2 separate regions of the Homo sapiens genome follow, and region 1 is linked to region 2. Evidence: chromatin loops called from intact Hi-C (ENCODE). Cell type or tissue: PC-3. All regions are shown on one strand. Links, peaks and the distances in the headings refer to the core of each region. The heading gives the core; the rest is flanking DNA.

Region 1 (9,303 bases), core at 858-8,857, 100 kb before region 2:
AGCATGTCTCAGGAAGTCCTGAGCATGGTCTGTGTGGAGTTTAAGAAGTAAGGAATCCTCAAATTAAACACTTCTGGAAATCTGTGTGTTGTCTGGAAGCAGTGTTCCTGATTTCCAATTCGGTCCCTTCATAAGTCAGCTATCGAAATACACATTTCACTGCAAATTCATTAGTTCAGTACTAAGACAAGTTCAGATGGCCATCTTTATTGGATTCATGGAAAATTATATAAAAAGTTTATTGCATTAGAGAAAAAATAATGCGTCCTTTCTAAGAAAAAGAAGCAAGCTAGAATTAATTTCCTTGAGAATCTAGTTATAAAAGCTGATGACAGCCAAGTGTTCCCTGCAGAATCTCCCAGGGGTAGATGAGCAGAATGGTAGAGACTTAGGACAGCAGATGTATAGGTGTAGGGTAGATTTGGCCTCAGTTCTTCATCTCTCCTTCTTTCCATATCCCTTGCCACGTGACTGCCGCTCATCCCCAAAAGGGAAAAAGTGCATTTTCCTACCCTTTGACTCTGAATTTGGCCATCTGATTTACTTGAGCCAAAGGAACATTCACATATGTAATGCAAATAGAGACTTAAAAAACATTTGCTCAATTGAACATGTACCCTTCCACCTCTGCCACTGCAAAGAGAAGAATGTGTCCAGGTTGGCTGGCTGGTCACAGGAGGGGAAGAGAGACACACAGAGTAGAGTTGCCCGGCCAGACTCAGTATAGAAGAGAGCTCCAGCTGACAATAGATGCATGGAGCAATCCTAGCCTAGATCAGCCAAACCCCTTGTTATACAATAATTAACCAATAGAGGTGTTATGGGATCATGTTGACTCCCCAGATCATTCCATAACCTCAGAATAGCTCTAATATAAGGGTTAATAACCACATGAATCTACAGAGACATTAGTGGACATTTGCATTATGGGTCCACTGTTCCTATCCAAAAACCGCAGAAAGCCTTCTCCATTCTAAGGAAAGATCCTGAGATTTTTTCCTGAAAACTCTCACCGTGGTTTGAGTTACTCCAGAAGTTAACTCAGATGAGGGCTGGGTGCAGTGGCTCACGCCTGTAATCCCAGCACTTTGGGAGGCTGAGGTGGGTGGACCACTTGAGGTCAGGAGTTCAAGACCAGCCTGCCCGACATGTGAAACCCTGTCTCTATTAAAAATACAAAAACGGGCAGGGCGTGGTGACTCAAGCCTGTAATTCTAGCACTTTGGGAGGCCAAGGCGAGCAGATCACAAGGTCAGGAGTTCAAGACCAGCCTGACCAATATGGTGAAACCCCATCTCTACTAAAAATACAAAAATTAGCCAGACGTGGTGGTGCGCACATGTAGTCCCAGCTACCCGGGAGGCTGAGGCAGGAGAATTGCTTGAACTCAGGAGGCAGAGGTTGCAGTGAGCCGAGATCGCACCATTGCACTCCAACCTGGGCGACAGAGCGAGACTCCATCTCAAAAAAAAAAAAAACAAAAACAAAAATCAGTCGTGCATGGTGGCACGTTCCCGTAGTCCCAGCTACTCAGAATGCTGAGGCAGGAGAATCACTTGAACCTGGGAGGTAGCGGCTGCAGTAAGTCAAGATCACATCATTGCATTCCAGCCTGGGTGACACAGCAAGGCTCTGTCTCAAAAAAAAAAAAAAAAAAAAAGAAGTTAACTCAGATGAGGAATCAAGTGCAAGTAGTTTAAGTGATGTAAGTACGGAAGCACATGATAGAAGGGAAGGAAAGCAGACGGTACAGGAGGTGCTACCAAGCTAGCCACAGCTATGGACAACTGGAGATCAATCCCACTGCGGGAGTCTGAGCACCAGTGTGGAATATACTCAGAACAGGCTCCTCTGAGGGATGGGGAGCTCTGGTATTTCTTTAATCCTGCCAGTCATTGACTAAGGGCTGCCCTAGGGGGAATGATCTCCGGGCATTTCCAGGGTGCCACACTAGCAGCGGCCAGAGAGCACCCTCAGGCAGGGAAATGCAGGTTCTTGCAATGGGAAGTCTCACATTCTACAGCAGAAGTGGTAAGGCAAAGGGATACGTGCAGAGCACTGGCAGCACTTGCTACAACCCTGCTGTGGTGTAACCTCAGCTTGGGGAGCATGAAATCCTGGCAGCTTGGATGCCAGGCAGGACACGCACATACAGGTCAGATCTTTGGATCAGTGGGATACTATGTGTCCTGACAAGAGCCATGAGCTCTTCCATGCCAACTTCCTTTTATACATTTGCACATTTTCCTGTAGCTTCCCCAGTCCTTTCTCATATCCTCATACCACTGTTTATGGTGTCCACCCCACTGGGGTGAAAATGGGTGACAACAGCCATGACTGGCTCTTGTTGCAGCTGCCCACCATCTGACAATTTAGTTCCATCTGGTCCGTGAAGCAAGTAATGCTCTCCGTGAAATTAGAGACACAGGGCCTGCAATCTCACACACAAACGCAGGTCAGGCTTCCCTCTGAAAGGTACAACATCCAGTGTGAGTACAGTCAGACCTAACTCCACACAGTAGCTGTGGGTTTAAAAAGCTATGTATTTTCATCAGTGCTCCTCAAACTTTTTCATCAAACTTCCATTATCAGTGGGAGAAGGTAGATCATGTATTCCTGCTTGTAGCTCAAAGTGGGATTATTTGAGTATAAAAATGTTTTATTCAACATGGACATGGAGTTTTTGTCTACCAGCATCCTTTTCTAGAAGGAAAACACAGTCCCCCTCACTGCATCCTTGCTGTGGGGCTGTCATTTATAATTGCTTTGGATCCTTGGTCACAGGGCTGGGCTGTAGATAGGCAAGGTCAAGCATGGTATTCCATGGGCACCTGCCTCCAGCAGGGCCAACTGAAGTCTCGTATTATATTATATTATATTATATTATATTAATTTAGAGACAGAGTCTTGCTCTGTGACCCAGGCTGGCGTGCAATAGTGGGATCTCGGCTTACTGCAACCTCCATCTCCCAGGTTCAAGCCATTCTCCTGCCTCGCCTCCTGAGTAGCTGGGATTACAGACACCCGCCACCACACCTGGATAATTTTTGTATTTTTAGTAGAGATGGGGTTTCACCATGTTGGCCAGGCTGGTCTCAAACTCCTGACCTCAGGTGATCTGCCCTCCTCGGCCTCCCAAAGTGCTGGGATTACAAGTGTGAGCCACCACACTCAACCTGAAGTATCTTTTTTAAAATTGGTGTATAAATATGAAGAGAAAGAAGTTATTTCTCTTCTGTGGGTGGCTAAGCAAAGAGAATAAGGACTGGAGTTGCCAGCAGTCAGTTTAACTGTAACTTGGAGAAAGCCTCCACACAGAATGAGGCCAAGCAGAGCAGAAAGATGGAAAGAGCTACAGCTCTGACAACATCATTGGAACACCTAGATCCAGCCATACCTGAAGCTTCATGGGCTTCCCAGACAAGTGAACCCCTCCAAAAAGATGGGTGGTGGGGGGTGGTGGGCGGCAGTTGCTTAAGTTAATTCATTTGTAATTGGAAGCTTTATAAAGTGGTTGATAAGGCTGACATTCCAGAAAAAAAGGACCTTGTTTACCCTGTGGCTTCATATTTCCCCAGCACATATACCCTAGGAAAATATGAGGCTGGATTTAGAATCACGACCTCACATCTTTATTTCAGAGATGCTTTAATTGCACCTTTGACTATTCTTCATATCAGCATAGATTCTGAATACTTTTGGTCTAAATTTCCCTGGCCCCTCCCCAACCTGAGCCTCCCCAGCTACCTGCTCCTCCACTGTTCCCTGTGGTACCTAAAGGTCTGCTCCCATCCTCCTTGGGTCCCCTGCTCTCCACTTGACGTGGCTCTGTGCTCAGGCACCCTTCTTCCCCGCCTCCCCCATCCCTACCTTGGAAAGTAAAACCCATGAGATGTTAGCCACTGAGGAGAGAAGCTTGGAACAGATTTCTGGGGTCAAACCAGAGAGGACTATACCAAGGTGGCATGCCATTGCCAGAGTGGACTGGGAAGACTCCCTGCTGTTGAAGCAGTGAGTTTGGCTTTTAGGAACAGAGGGCAAAGGCAGGGTCCCAAGCCTAACACAACAACCACAGAATACTCCTCTCTTATTAAGAAACTATGTGCCGGGCGCAGTGGCTCACACTTGTAATCCTAGTAGCATTTTGGGAGACCAAGGCGGGTGGATCACCTGAGGTCAGGAGTTCGAGACCAGCCTGAGCAACATGGTGAAAACCTGTCTCTATTATAAATACAAAAAAAATTAGCTGGGCATGGTGGTGGGCACCTGTAATCCCAGCTACTCGGGAGGCTGAGGCTGGAGAATCGCTTGAACCTGGGAGGCGAAGGTTGCAGTGAGCCAAGATTGTACCATTGCACTCCAACCTGGGCAACAGGAACGAAACTGCATCTAAAAAAAAAAAAAAAAGAAAGAGAAAAGAAAAAGACACTATGGTACGTGTAGCACTAACATGCTCCCTAAGCACACAAAAGAAGTAGCAGACAGGCCCTACTTTCCAGGCAATTTTAATTTAGCCAAAGGATAAAGTAAAAATGTAGAGAACCGTCACAAGGTAAAATAGAACCGAGTGCCTGGCAGAGCAGGAAAAAGGGTATGAGTAATCAGCAGATGAGGTAGAAGGGCTGAGTGAGGTGAGTTAGCAGGAGAGGGACTCTCGGAGGAAATGAATCTTGAGCCAGGCCCTGAAGGAAGTCATTGACAAATGTAAACTCTCCAGCGGGCCACAGAGGAAGAGGCTGGGCTGTCTGCAGGAGTTGTGTAACTCACATATGCTCTGACCTGTTTGTCTGTGAAGACTCAGACCAGCTCTGAAGCTATTTAGCCTTGATCTCTAAGTCTACACAAAACCACTGTCTTGGTTAAAGAAATGTAGTATGTTTGGCACAAGGCACACCCTATAGATGATGTCATGTCTATAGATCAAAGCCAGGCTAATGTCACCAGGCAAGGGAAGAAGACTTGGAAAACACAGTCTGTATTATGCTTTTTCTTTTTTTAGCCTTCTGTTTCCAAGGTTAGTTTTTAGGGTGAAGATTTTCATCTTGATTACAGCTCTTGGTAAATGAAGGTCATTTTTAAAGTCTGATTCCTGGAAGTGAAATGTAGAATTTATGGAAACACAAATTCTTGATATGTTAATTGTGCTAATTGAAATAGAGGGCCTCTTTAAAACAACAACAACAAAAAAGAAAACAACACAAAAATCTTTTTGCCTTAGGAGCAGAAAGTGAATGAGAGACATAATAATGGAGTTTGCAGATTGTTCTTTCCTTGCAAGAGACATCAGCTGAAACACAGTCTTTAGCCATAATGAAAACACATTTTTAAGTTCCTTGCTTATTCTGGCAAGATAAAAACAAGTTGTCATGAAACCACTTCTGTCAAGACTAGAAGCTTTGGCCTTATCGCCATTGTTAAAGGCAATCCAAGAAATACTATTTAAGGCTAATTTTGTTGCCCTTTTGAAGAGACTTTTGAAATCATAAAAAAAGAGTCCAGACAATAAGCTGGATAGGAAGGACAAGTTCCTCCTTGGCAGCCAGTGTCGAATTACACTGTCCCCTGTCTGTGGATAAAACAGAATTGTGCTCTTCAGACTGCCAACCCCTTACTTGACAACCACTACAAAAAGTTAACAATAAATGAAACTGACAGCCCACTTCACCAGATTGGGAGTACATCTGAACTTCTACGGCAAGACAGCTGGACTTGAGTTCATTTCCCTGGAGGCTGGGCTACAGCAATACCTAATGAAAACAATGATGGACATATATTTATTTCCAAGGCATTTGTAGCCTGCACCCTGGTTCCAGTCTTATCGCAGAAGCTGGATCAATTTTCACATCTTTTCACTAAATGGATGGGATGTGAAATTACTCCTATTGACAATAAGCATTCTCAAGGGCTGTGGTAATTGTGTAGCCCAGCACAGCAGAAAAGAGGTGCTAACAAAAGCACATAGACAATTGGTTACCATCAATTTCCTGTGGCATTGGTACATGTGAGTAAGGCAGTTAAAAAAAAAAAATGCGGTCCTGGGTAAAGCCTATACCTTCTCCATCAGTAGCAAATCCAACCAGCAGAATGCAGGTGGCAGGTGATTTCTCCCCCAGCAATCTCTGAAAAGTGTGCGGTACCAAATCTAATCACAGCCAGGATTTGTAGACTGAGAAACCAAGGGCCTAACCTTCTGCCTGGTCATTTCTGCATATCGCCTCCCCCTGCCCCCATCGCACTCCATTCCTCCCATCTTTTATGCTACCCCATTTGTGAGATGAGTGCCAAATGACCTCTTTGACAATGGACCAGAGTGGACAGCTTCATTTTCATTCCCATCTTTAAAGGTTTGACCTATGTGAGATGCTTGGATTAGAAACAGCTCCTGGCTCCTGCCTTCTTATTGGTTTTGTCTCAAATGCACTGGCCTATATATATATCAGGAACAAAGAATGAAGACAAAAGTAAGCCCATTGGTGAGGTGAGTTAGGACCCAGGCAGAGAGCCTGATGGAGTATGTAAATGAAATATACTGCCCTTGGTCTCCAGATCTCAGATTGTCTTGCAGATACCAAAAGCTGATCCAGCACTAATGAAACATCATTCTTAGGAAGGTGCCCATAAGGTCAATTTCTTCACCATTATACAAATGATTTATTTCCTCTAAAATAGTCCATCTAATTCAACCAAAAGTAAATTTAATAAAAAGCACTTTATATGCTTGCATAAATATAACTTAAGTAGGAAGTTGCTATTTTGACAGCTTGACAATAAAGGTAGAAGCAATGGGAAAACAATTTTCATGAACCGTATAGATACTGAATTTACAATGTTACGAGATCAGGTCCACCTTTTGAAAATTCTGGTTCGGTTTGGAGCTGTCAATCAGTCAACAAAAGGGCACATTTCTTTCATGCCTTTGTCTGCCTGAAGTTAAAAAATAAAATAAAATGTTTCTGTCCAGGTTTTCTATCAAAGAATTTCCTTTTTGCAGTCCTGGAAAAACCAGATAGAAGAAGGAAACCATTTACTGAGTGTCAGCCATTATGTTAGGTATTTTATATACAGTATATATTTCACAAATGTTATCTAATTTAATTTTTATAATACTGAGGAATTATTCAACCCCAGGGTATCTGGCCTCTGAGCTTGGGCCCCTCCCTCTCTATGCTATTATGATACACTGTTTGCCAATTTTCAGAGAAATAGAGTACAATAAAATTTACTTGGCAGTAATGAAAACAATTTATTCTATTGTGATCAAAAAGACACTTTACCTCAAGTTTTATTTATCTAAATAGCAACTATCATGGCTTAGTTTTATTACTTGTACATCCATTGTAGTTAAAAGATGGGTGTTAGGCTGAATCTTTACTGATCCTGTTATTTTCTAATATCAAATTATTTATTTAATACCTTTTCTAATAAAATGAGAGGGTAGGGCCAGGCGCAATGGCTCATGCCTCTAATCCCAGCACTTTGGGAGGCCGAGGTGGGCAGATCACCTGAGGTCAGGATTTTGAGACCAGCCTGGCCAACATGGTGAAGCCCTGTCTCTACTAAAAATACAAAAATTAGCCAGCCATGGTGGCATGCATCTGTAATCCTAGCTACTTGGGAGGCTGAGGCAGAAGAATCACTTGAACCCAGGAGGTGGAGGTTGCAGTGAGCCGAGATCGCACCACTGTACTCCAGCCTGGGCAACAGAGTGAGACTCTTGTCTCAAAAAATAAATAAATACATAAATAAATAAATAAATAAATAAAATGAGAGGGCAGAAAAAAATGGTGGTTACTTGAATCTTTTTGGTTGTATGGATTGTGTGTAGTATTTGGTATTATTTACTTATTTGTGTAGGTCCATTGTAGCATATTCCCAACCTTTGGGCTTGGGACTTTAAGCAAAATAAAATTAAAGGCCTTAATTCTCCTAAACAAATATTTTGGTTTTTATTTAATGGTAAAATTAGATAACATTAACAATATGAACAGGCTCAAGAAGGGTTGAGATAAATTTATATACCAACCCCGTCATTGTGTGAGGGCTGCTTCAGAGCTGAGTTGGGTGGTCATGTCCCAGCGCTTCTGCCTTCCACATGGGTAGGTTCAAGAAGGGTTGAAATAAATGTATGGAACTCGACTGCCTAATAATAGATTAAGAGAAATTAAGGAATTGGGAATGTATTCTAATTTCAGAGAGCAATGCCGTAGAAAACCACCACCCTTCTCCATAGAATATTACTTGAAGAGTATTAAGAGAAACACTGCATTTTTCATGCATTTCTCAAGTTTATTTCCAACAGCTTTCCTTCAAAACTCATTTTGCTTCATCACTATCTAATCTCCTAATTTTATCAGCATTTTCTAAACCTCCCAGGAGAAAAATCTGAGAATAGCACTTTCCAATAATGGGTTCTTTAAAATACTAAGGTCTGTGATATGCTAATAAGGTTCTGCCAAATAAAGAATCTCTTTAGGGAATACTAGATTAAAGAAAATCACACAGGTTTCACTTCTAGTAAAGGCCAAGTAACTCATGTTAGACCAACCCTTCTGTAGACAAAGACTAAATTCTTGAGAAAATATACTCTCAAAAAATACAGACAACTATTTGAAGTTACTAAAAAATGATCAAAAATGGGCTGTAATACTGAAGAAGGGAATGGCATTGGATGAATTTCCCATTTTTACAGCTTTTGGTCCTAGAACAGGCTCTACAGAGAGCTGTTCCAGGAAGAATGGTTAAAACTCAAATAGAAGCTCAGTGTTACTTGGAGAACTAGAAACACAGCTCTGGATAACTACAGCAGCTAGCAAGTGGGGGACATCTCAGAAAGGAGAGAACCAGAAAGGAGGAGGCCCAAATTCTATGCATAAATCTCTGGCTGACATCTGAACCATGCATGCATGGAACAGATTCCAAGAAGCCCAGCTAAAAATAAATTAACTGAGATTTTAGTGATGTCTTTCTCCAGGAAGACAGAGTTTGCAGTGTGAGTTCAGCCAGGTTAACTTTCTGCTAAAACAAAAACGGAAATCTCTTTAAAGGAACATCATAAAATTCAGAATGTCTATACCATATCATTCACATTGTCCAGAATGCAATCCAAAATTACTCAGCATACAAAGAAATCAGAAAATGTGACTCCTACAAGAGAAAAGATAATCAACAAAGACCGACACCTAGAGGACCCCAATATTGGAATTAGCCGACAAGGATTTTAAAGTAGCTATTATAACTATGCTCAACAATGTAAAGGAAAATATGCTTATAATGAATTTGACCACAGAACATTAAAGAACATCT
Region 2 (9,303 bases), core at 451-8,450:
TTGATTTCTTGACCTCTTAAAATTAATGAACTTTAATAATGTCACCGAGGACAATTAAAATGCCAGACTCTGGGGTATGCAAGTCAGATCGCAAGAACAACAACAAAAAGAAACCAACTGAAGGAAGTGGCAACTCCCACTTCTCAAAGTGCATCCTGAGATAGAGGAACAGATGCCATTCTGGCTGGAGATGTAAAGTCGGGTCGTGGTTCTGATGGCTTTATACCAGAATTATGAGGCTGGGAAGTGTTCCTGGGGCACATGGCTTCTGAAGTCACATGATGACTGGAGGGATCAGATTGATAATGAAAGAAACAAAAGGAACTTTGAGCACAACTATGGACTCAGAGAGCTGTAATGTCGAAGAGAAGCGGCTTCATTGTGACCCTGAATGACTGAGAGCAGGAGCTGCTCAGTTGGCTGGCTGGGGTATAGGAAACAGACCTCTACTTACAGGGCAGAAAAACAAGGATGAACCTCAGGACTAGACAGAAAGATTCTCTCTTCTTCTGCAACCAACATCAGAGTCATATGCTTTGGCAAAGGCTGACTTTAGAAATATAGAAGTAAACCAGGAAATGGGATTGAGAACAGCAGTTAAAAGGCTGTGACAGCTGCTGGTGGTGATGGGAGTGGCAGTGGTGGTGGAGGCAGCAGTGGTAATGGTGGGGAGGTGAGATGGGTGGTGGGGTTTGGTGGTGATGTGGTGGTGGTGGAGGTGGTAGTGGTGGTGGTGGTGATGGTTGTGATGGTGTTTGTGGTGGTGGTGGTGATGGAGGTGGTGGTGGTGACTGTTTTGGTGGTGGTGATGGAGGTGGTGGTGGTGGTTGATGGGGGTGGTGGCGATGGTTGTGGTGGTGGTGGTGATGGAGGTGGTGATGGTGGTTATGGAGATGTGATGGAAATGGTAGTGATGGTGGTGATGGTGGTCATGATGGAGGTGGTGGTGGTGGTGATGGAAGTGGTGGTGGTGGTTGATGGATGTAGTGGTGGTTGTGGTTGATAGAGGTGGTGGTGGTGGTGATGATGGAGGTGGTGGTTGATGGATGTGGTGGTGGTGGTGGTTGATGGACGTGGTAGTGGTGGTGATGGAGGTGTTGGTGGTGATGGAGGTGTTGGTGGTGGTCGATGGAGGTGGTGGTAATGGTTGTGGTGCTGATGGAGGTGGTGGTGGTGATGGAGGTGGTGGTGGTTGATGGAGGCGGTGGTGGTGATGGAGATGATGGTGGTGGTGGTAATGGTTGTGGTGGTGGTGATGGAGGTGGTGGTGGTTGATGGAGGTGTGATGGTGGTGGTTGATGGGGTTGTGGTGGTGGAGGTGGTGGTGGTGATAGAGGTGGTGGTGGGTGGTGATGGTTGTGGTGGTGGTGGAGGTGGTGGTGGCAGTGGAGGTGGTGGTGGTGGTGATGGAGGTGGTGGTGGTGGTGATGGAGGTGGTGGTGGTGATGGAGGTGGTGGTGATGGTGGTGGTGATGGTGGTGGTGATGGTGGTGATGGTTGTGGTGGTAGTGATGGAGGTGATGGTGGTGGTGATGGAGGTCGTGGTGGTAATGGAGGTGGTGGTGGTTGATGGAGGTGTGATGGTGGTGGTTGATGGTGTTTGTGGTGGTGGTGGAGGTGGTGGTGGTGATGGAGGTGGTGGTGGTGGGTGGTGATGGTTGTGGTGGTGGTGGGTGGTGATAGTTGTGGTGGTGGTGGAGGTGGTGGTGGCAGTGGAGGTGGTGGTGGTGGTGGTGGTGATGGAGGTGGTGGTGGTAGTGATGGAGGTGGTGGTGGTGATGGTGGTGGTGATGGTGGTGATGGTTGTGGTGATAGTGATGGAGGTGATGGTGGTGGTGGTAATGGAGGTGGTGGTGGTGATGGAGGTGTTGGTAGTGATGGAGGCGTTGGTGGTAGTTGATGGAGGTGGTGGTGATGGTTGTGGTGGTGGTGATGGAGGTGGTGGTAGTGATGGAGGTGGTGGTGGTTGATGGAGGCAGCAGTGGTGAGGGAGATGATGGTGGTGGTGGTAATGGTTGTGGTGGTGGTGATGGAGGTGGTGGTGGTTGATGGAGGGGATGGTGATGGGTGGTGATGGTTGTGGTGGTGGTGGAGGTGGTGGTGGCAGTGGAGGTGGTGGTGGTGGTGATGGAGGTGGTGGTGGTGATGGAGGTGGTGGTGGTAGTGATGGAGGTGGTGGTGGTGATGGAGGTGGTGGTGGTGATGGTGGTGGTGGTGGTGATGGTTGTAGTGATGGAGGTGATGGTGGTGATGGAGGTGGTGGTGGTGGTGGTTGATGGTTGTGTTGGTGATGGTTGTGGTGGTGGTGATGGAGGCGTTGGTGGTTGATGGAGGTGGTGGTGGTGGGTGGTGATGGTTGTGGTGGTGATGGAGGTGGTGGTGGTGGTGCAGGTGGTGGTGGTGATGGAGATGGTGATGGAAATGGTAGTCATGGTGGTGGTGGTGATGGTGATGGTGTTAGTAGGCACCCTTGATTGAACACTCCCCAAGGGCCAGCCATTATTAACATATCACCAACTGTATGCCTTGTTGATGTTAACATATCAACAATCTGCAACTTCCTCTTACAGATGAGGAAAGCAAGAATCAATGGCATTAGTCAGCTCGCCCAAGGTCACTATGTTAGAAAGTGGCAGAGCTGGGGATTGTCGTGTTTACCAGGATTGAGTTACAATGAGTCACAAAACCCACGTCATCCCCACAGACATTGATGCACATTCTGCATTTTGCCCCCACAGTGGTACCTTCTGTACAAAAGGCAGCCCGACTACGTATGCTGTAGTCAGGGGGACGCACTAGGGGGGTGGGGGGTCAACACCAATGGAGGAGGGAAGGAAGAAGCCCTGATCTTCCCAGAAGGAAGAAATAAAAAGTTACCTGAAGCCTTCAATTTCAAGACTGCCCTCGGCCAGTTTTGCCACATGATCAGAGACTTATTTATAGCCATCCGAATCCTGACACGTGCAATTGAAAGGGGAGAATGTTCTTAAAGTCTAGGGTAAGGGAAGCCGCTATTGGTTATGAATTACAAATACATTCCTCTCCTGACCCATGGATTCTGTCCTCCCCTGCCCAGTCACCTTAGGCTCCCCCCACCCGCCCCGCACAAAAACAACATCAACAGCTGACAGAAAATCATTTACAATTACAAATACAAAGAAAACCAGCCCTTGCAGGGAATAAGGCAAAGGTTCTTGCTGCTTCTACGACTGTGAGTCTGGATATTTGCTCTGCCCCTGTGTTCCTTCTCAGCAAAGCTATAACTTTGAGAGGATTCATGTTTGATTTACGTAGAAAGATTGCTTGGCTCTGTCAAGATAAAAGTTTAAGTACCTGCCTTGCCACTGGTTTGTTCTGCTCCTCTGTAAAAAGAGGAACAAGGAACTAGAGGGAAAAAATTTTTTTCAACTTTGCAAACCAATCTATTCTTCCTCCCCTTTTGGTAAAGAAATATTTAAGTCGTATGCATTCTTGGAGAGAATTTTCAAAAAACACTCAGCCCACAAGAATTCTGTTCATCCCACAAAATCTGCCTTGGTCCTGGTGCATTTGCTAACACTGCCTCCTCCACTTTCAGCCCATCAGCATTTTCTTCTTTTGCCTTTAATACCAGTAGGTTAGGACGGCACAGACATCTGCCCCTTTCGGAAACAACACTCCACGCCAGTGCTCTTTCCAAACACAAGCTCCCATTTGAAGTCCTTGTAAAAGGATTGGAACAACAAAGGCACACGTTTAGCTGAACTTCGTTACACTTTCCAGCCGACTCCCTTTAGGATTACCTGGGTTTCTCTATGATTGGGTGTTTTTTGTTTGTTTTGTTTAACTTATTATGGTTACTGCCTAGTGTTCTTTGGTTTTTCTTGCTTAAATTATTAAAACAAACAGAGTCCAGTGTTTATTATGATGACTTACTATCTATGTGGCATAGTTTTTGAAAAGAAGATTAACTGTGGGACAGATGTTGTCCCTTCCCAAGCAAGTTGGAGTGAAGCTGCATCTCTCTCCCCAGAATCTAGGATTCCACTTCCTGCAGGTGACCACTTGGCTGCTGTGATGAGCCCGGAGGCTAGAGTGTCACCTGCAATTCAGACATAAAGCACGATGTGAATAACTGTCCCAATTCCAAGGAGTAAATGTTTTGTTAGTATCGGGTCATTTCTATTCTTAACCTTACAGCATAATGTCAGGCTTACTCATGGCGTGAAATTCTGGTAAGTCCTACTGCATCACGGAAGGAGATGCTTTTTCTAACAGAGGGCGTGAAACGTGCTGAAGGAATCTTTCCTTTCTCAACCCAGCCAGGAAGGGCAGTTGTCAGGCCTAGTTTACAAACAATATTGTTGGTCTTTACTTCAAATTCATTTTCTATGACAGTGGATAATTTGGCCCTGGCAAGGCAAAGTTGAATTGGGCTACTGGATCTGCAAGTATAGAAACATTCCAAAAAAGTTTTACTGGGCTGGGTGTGGCGGCTCATGCCTGTAATCTCAGCACTTTGGGAGGCTGAGGCAGGCCGATCACCTGAGGTCAGGAGTTCAAGACCAGCCTGGCCAACATGGCAAAACCCTGTCTCTACTAAAAATACAAAAATTGGCTGGGCGTGGTGGCACACTCCTGTAACCCCAGCTACTTGGGAGGCTAAGGCAGGAGAATCGCTTGAACCAGGGCGGTGGAGGTTGCAGTGAGCCAAGATCGTGCCACTGCACTGCAGCCTGGGTGACAGAGCGAGACTCCATCTTGGGGGGAAAAAAAAAACTTTTACTATTTTGAGGTACTTAAAATCAGTTGAAATTTCCATAGTACATGATATCCTCAGGTTTGTTCAGTCCTAGTACTACAGGAGAAATATTTTGGTACCAGATTTTATTTTAATTTTGTTAAGAAACATGGGGAATTATTTTCATTGGTAATTTTATTTTTCTTATTTTGCACTTAGGGATTGATATTTTCCTCCAAAGCAAAAATGCAATTCAACTAAAATTATTATTATTAATTTTTTGAGACAGACTCTTGCTCTGTCACCCAGGCTGGAATGCAGTGGCACTATCTTGGCTCACTGCAACCTCTGCCTCCCAGGTTCAAGCAATTCTCATGCCTCAGCCTCCTGAGTAGCTGGGATTACAGGCATGTGCCACCACAACTAATTTTTATATTTTTAGTAGAAACAGGGTTTCACTATGTTGGCCAGGTTGGTCTCGAACTCTTGGCATCAAGTGATCAACCTGCCTCAGCCTCCCAAAGTGCTGGGATTACAGGCATGAGCCTCTGGGCACCTGGCCAGCTGCAATTCAGCTAAAATTAAATGCTGGATGCTGGGGGATTCAAAGATAAGAAGTTGTCCTTACTCTCAGGGTTCTCAATGATCAGCAGGAGAAACAGGCTCAAAACCACAAACAACTACCTACAATAGGAAAAAAATATGTATAATTCAAGCTTAAATTAATATACATTGCAACTCTGACAATTAATTCGGCCTGGAGAAGAGAGGGCAGAGGAAACTAAAGAGAGGCAAGGCCACAGCAGCAGGCTTTTTAGTAGATCAGTCGGTTTTGCCAAGAGAGCTTCTAACAGAGGAGATTCCAAGTGCAGGAAACACACATGCTCTGATGTTGACAATTCTCATCCCGCAACTAGGGTGTCATCTCCAGGGTCACAGTATAGTGAAGGTAGGAAGAGGGAGGGGCCATGAAGAGAATGACCAGAAAGAGAAATTCACAAGGTGTAACAGGTGCTGCCCTCCTTGAGAAGGCAACAGTTGGGTACATTCTTGACAAAATGCCTCTCAGTATGTTTATTGTTTGAATTTATTAAAGTAATGGCTATTACGTCTGACCTGCGTTTTTTTTTTTTTTTTTTTTTTTTTGAGACGGAGTCTCGCTCTGTCGCCCAGGCCGGACTGCGGACTGCAGTGGCGCAATCTCGGCTCACTGCAAGCTCCGCTTCCCGGGTTCACGCCATTCTCCTGCCTCAGCCTCCCGAGTAGCTGGGACTACAGGCGCCCGCCACCGCGCCCGGCTAATTTTTTGTATTTTTAGTAGAGACGGGGTTTCACCTTGTTAGCCAGGATGGTCTTGATCTCCTGACCTCATGATCCACCCGCCTCGGCCTCCCAAAGTGCTGGGATTACAGGCGTGAGCCACCGCGCCCGGCCTGACCTGCGTTTTAAGCAAAGGGAAGAGTGATACCTGGTCTTTATACTTGGTGAGAGGTATTTGATGAACACCTGGAGATGCATATCATTTATTTCATGCTCCTCACCATTGGAGTTAAGCATAAAGTTACCCAAGCTTGCCATGGTCCTAAGACAAACATTTTATTGTTGTTGTTCTTCAGGCTTGTCTGAGACGACAGGAATATAGAAGAGACCCAAATGAGAAGAAACGCGATCAGTTTTGGGGGCAAGAGACAAGTTTTGAGAGATCCCGGTTTTCTAGCAGGTCATCTTCCAAACAGGTATGAAGAATTCTGGGAGACAGTCTCCTGGGGCTGCTGCTGCTGCTGGTGGTGGTGGTGTGTGTGTGTGTGTGATGTAGGAAAAAGCCAACTCAAAAAGGAGATGTTGCAGATTCCCAAAGGTCAAGGCAGGGAGAGCCAGGGGCAGGAAGGAGCCTAGGGCTGGGAACTCCCTTCCTGGGGACACCACCCCTGTGGCTCCCAGCTCTGCAGTCTTCACACCTCACTATGGTTGGGCTCACTCTTCTTTCCTGTAGATAAAGGTCCTGACACAGATGGTCTATGGGACACCATCCAGATGAGAAATGCTGCAACTCTATAAGAGTTGGAGGCACTGGGCCTTCTTAAGCACAGCATCATCTCTGTGGCATATGGTCTAACTTGATGCAAGGTTGGGCCTAGTTTTTATTTCTGATGAAGGAAGAGAGTAAAATGTGGTAATAACTGTATCATGTAATAATTGGCAATTGTTTAAATATTTTTGCCTAGATATAGCAATATGATGATAAAATATTTTTGCTTAGAATGATATAACAATGTGATAATAACAATATGATAATATGATTAATAATAGTATCATGATAATAATAATTAAGCAGTTACCATTATTTCAGTGCTTGCAACATTCCAGGCACTATACGAAGCACTTTATACATATTAGCTTATTTAATTCTCATAAATGTATATATCTATCACCTATCCTTATCTATCTATCTATCTATCTATCTATCCATCCATCTTTGCCCCACTTTACTGATGAGAAAACTGGACCTTAGAGAAGTCACAAAACTTTACCTAAGATTTCACAGCCAGTGCGTGGTAGAGATTCCATTCTAGGCAGTCTGACCCCAGAGAAGGTGCTCTGAATTGCTAAGCTCTATGATCATATTTCATGTTTAAGATCTTATCTAATAATTTAACTTACCCTATGTAAGAGCTCAATACCACAAGCTGTATTCAACACTGACTGTTAGCATGGTGAATTGATTTAAGATGAGTAATATGCCTTTTATGAATTCCTATTTAATATTTTATGCCTGAAATATACTCTAGAGGAGAGACTCCTTCTTTCCTATCAATGGCATGGATCCTGAGATAGATCCTGAATACGTGATATCAATCAAGTTCTTGTTGAGATTTCTTTTTTAATCTAGGATGTTCACACTGTGGTTATTTAATGTTCAAAGGACACCTTAAAAACATCAGTGATTGATGTTTATAGATGTAGATGTATACCTAGGAGAGAGATATGCTCTCTATTAAGGAATATAAAATCGTACAATAAAATATTTCACTTAGAGTCTGAAGGTGAAAGAGACTATCTCACAATATTGGCAGCACCAAGAACACGTTGCCTGGATCTTTTCCTGTTAGTCTAAGACTAAATATAATGCCTGCTGCTGATTAAACTTAAGGAGTGAGATTTATCCAAAAATTAAATCTAGTTTGACTAGAACAACATATTTTTAGCATTAAGATAAATTCTCACATTTTTACACTCAGAAATAAGATCAAGGACAGATAAGAAAATATAATTCAAGTCAAACAGTAGCATGTAGCAGTCTTCCCAGATTGGAATTGCTAAACAAGTGGGCATCTGGGTGCCTCTGCAGGGAACTTTCATGCAGAGGCTCACGTGCACAGTCACGGCCATTTTATGTGCAATACTCATGCATTTGGGATATGCAGGATTTGAAGTTTTATGTTCCTTTTCACACTTAAGCTTATGGAACAAGCTGGTGTCAGATTCCTATAGTTTTCTTCTTCCTGCTATACAAATTATGCATTCTTTAAACCATCACTGCAAAACACTCAGACCACTTCTGAAAAAGGTCATGGTTGTATACATAATAGTAATTATGTGAAATAGCTTCTATAATACAGTTTATATGGCTCTTATTTCCCAATAATTTTATTATTCACCCCACTCAACACAACATTTTTTAAAATTATACTTTAAGTACTAGGGTACATGTGCACAACGTGCAGGTTTGTTACATAGATATACTTGTGCCACGTTGGTTTGCTGCACCCATTAACTCCTCATCTACATTAGGTATTTATCCTAATGCTATCCCTCCCCCAGCCCCCCACCCCATGACATGCCCCAGTGTGTGATATTCCCCACCCTGTGTCCATGTGTTCTCATTGTTCAATTCCCACCTATGAGTGAGAACATGTGGTGTTTGGTTTTCTGTCCTTGTGATAGTTTGCTCAGAATGATGGTTTCCAGCTTCATCCATGTCCCTGCAAAGGACATGAACTCATCCTTTTTTATGGCTGCATAGTATTCCATGGTATATATGTGCCACATTTTCTTAATCCAGTCTATCATTGATGGACATTTGGGTTGGTTCCAAGTCTTTGCTATTGTGAATAGTGCCACAATAAACATAAGTGTGTATGTGTCTTTATAGTAGCATGATTTATAATCCTTTGGGTATATACCCAGTAACGGGATCACTGGGTCAAATGGTATTTCTAGTTCTAGATCCTTGAGGAATTGCCACACTATCTTCAGTTCAACAATGGTTGAACTAATTTACACTCTCACCAACAGTGTAAAAGTGTTCCTATTTCTCCACTTCCTCTCTAGCATCTGTTGTTTCCTGACATTTTAATGATTGCCATTCTAACTGGTGTGAGATGGTATCTTATTGTGGTTTTGATTTGCATTTCTCTGATGACCAGTGATGATGAGCATTTTTTCATGTGTCTGTTGGCTGCATAGATGTCTTCTTTTGAAAAGTGTCTGTTCATATCCTTTGCCCACTTTTTGATGGGGTTGTTTGTTTTTTTCTGGTAGATTTGTTTAAGTTCTTTGTAGATTCTGGATATTAGCCCTTT

Evidence for each region. Peaks named below come from ENCODE experiments on the same cell type or tissue, not always from the same donor. Only the 100,000 strongest peaks of a DNase experiment are listed, where the experiment ranks them.
Region 1: it touches region 2 in a loop (3-fold over the local background); 2 of 110 quality-filtered maps call a loop at or near these places.

What each region holds. Positions count from the first base shown.
Region 1 is chr17:62,888,536-62,897,838 of GRCh38, reverse strand. No RefSeq gene overlaps it. Among named protein-coding and RNA genes, the nearest start is that of MIR633, 51 kb to the left of the region's middle. In PC-3, for the core only: no CTCF peak of the experiment used is centred there; a DNase peak (open chromatin) is centred at 4,718; H3K27ac peaks cover 2,432 bases.
Region 2 is chr17:62,785,633-62,794,935 of GRCh38, reverse strand. MARCHF10 (membrane associated ring-CH-type finger 10) reads left to right here. Exons shown (of 11, transcript NM_152598.4): 3 at 6,337-6,456. Among named protein-coding and RNA genes, the nearest start is that of MARCHF10, 18 kb to the left of the region's middle. In PC-3, for the core only: no CTCF peak of the experiment used is centred there; DNase peaks (open chromatin) are centred at 2,635, 3,635, 4,165 and 7,385; H3K4me3 peaks cover 1,752 bases; H3K27ac peaks cover 5,187 bases.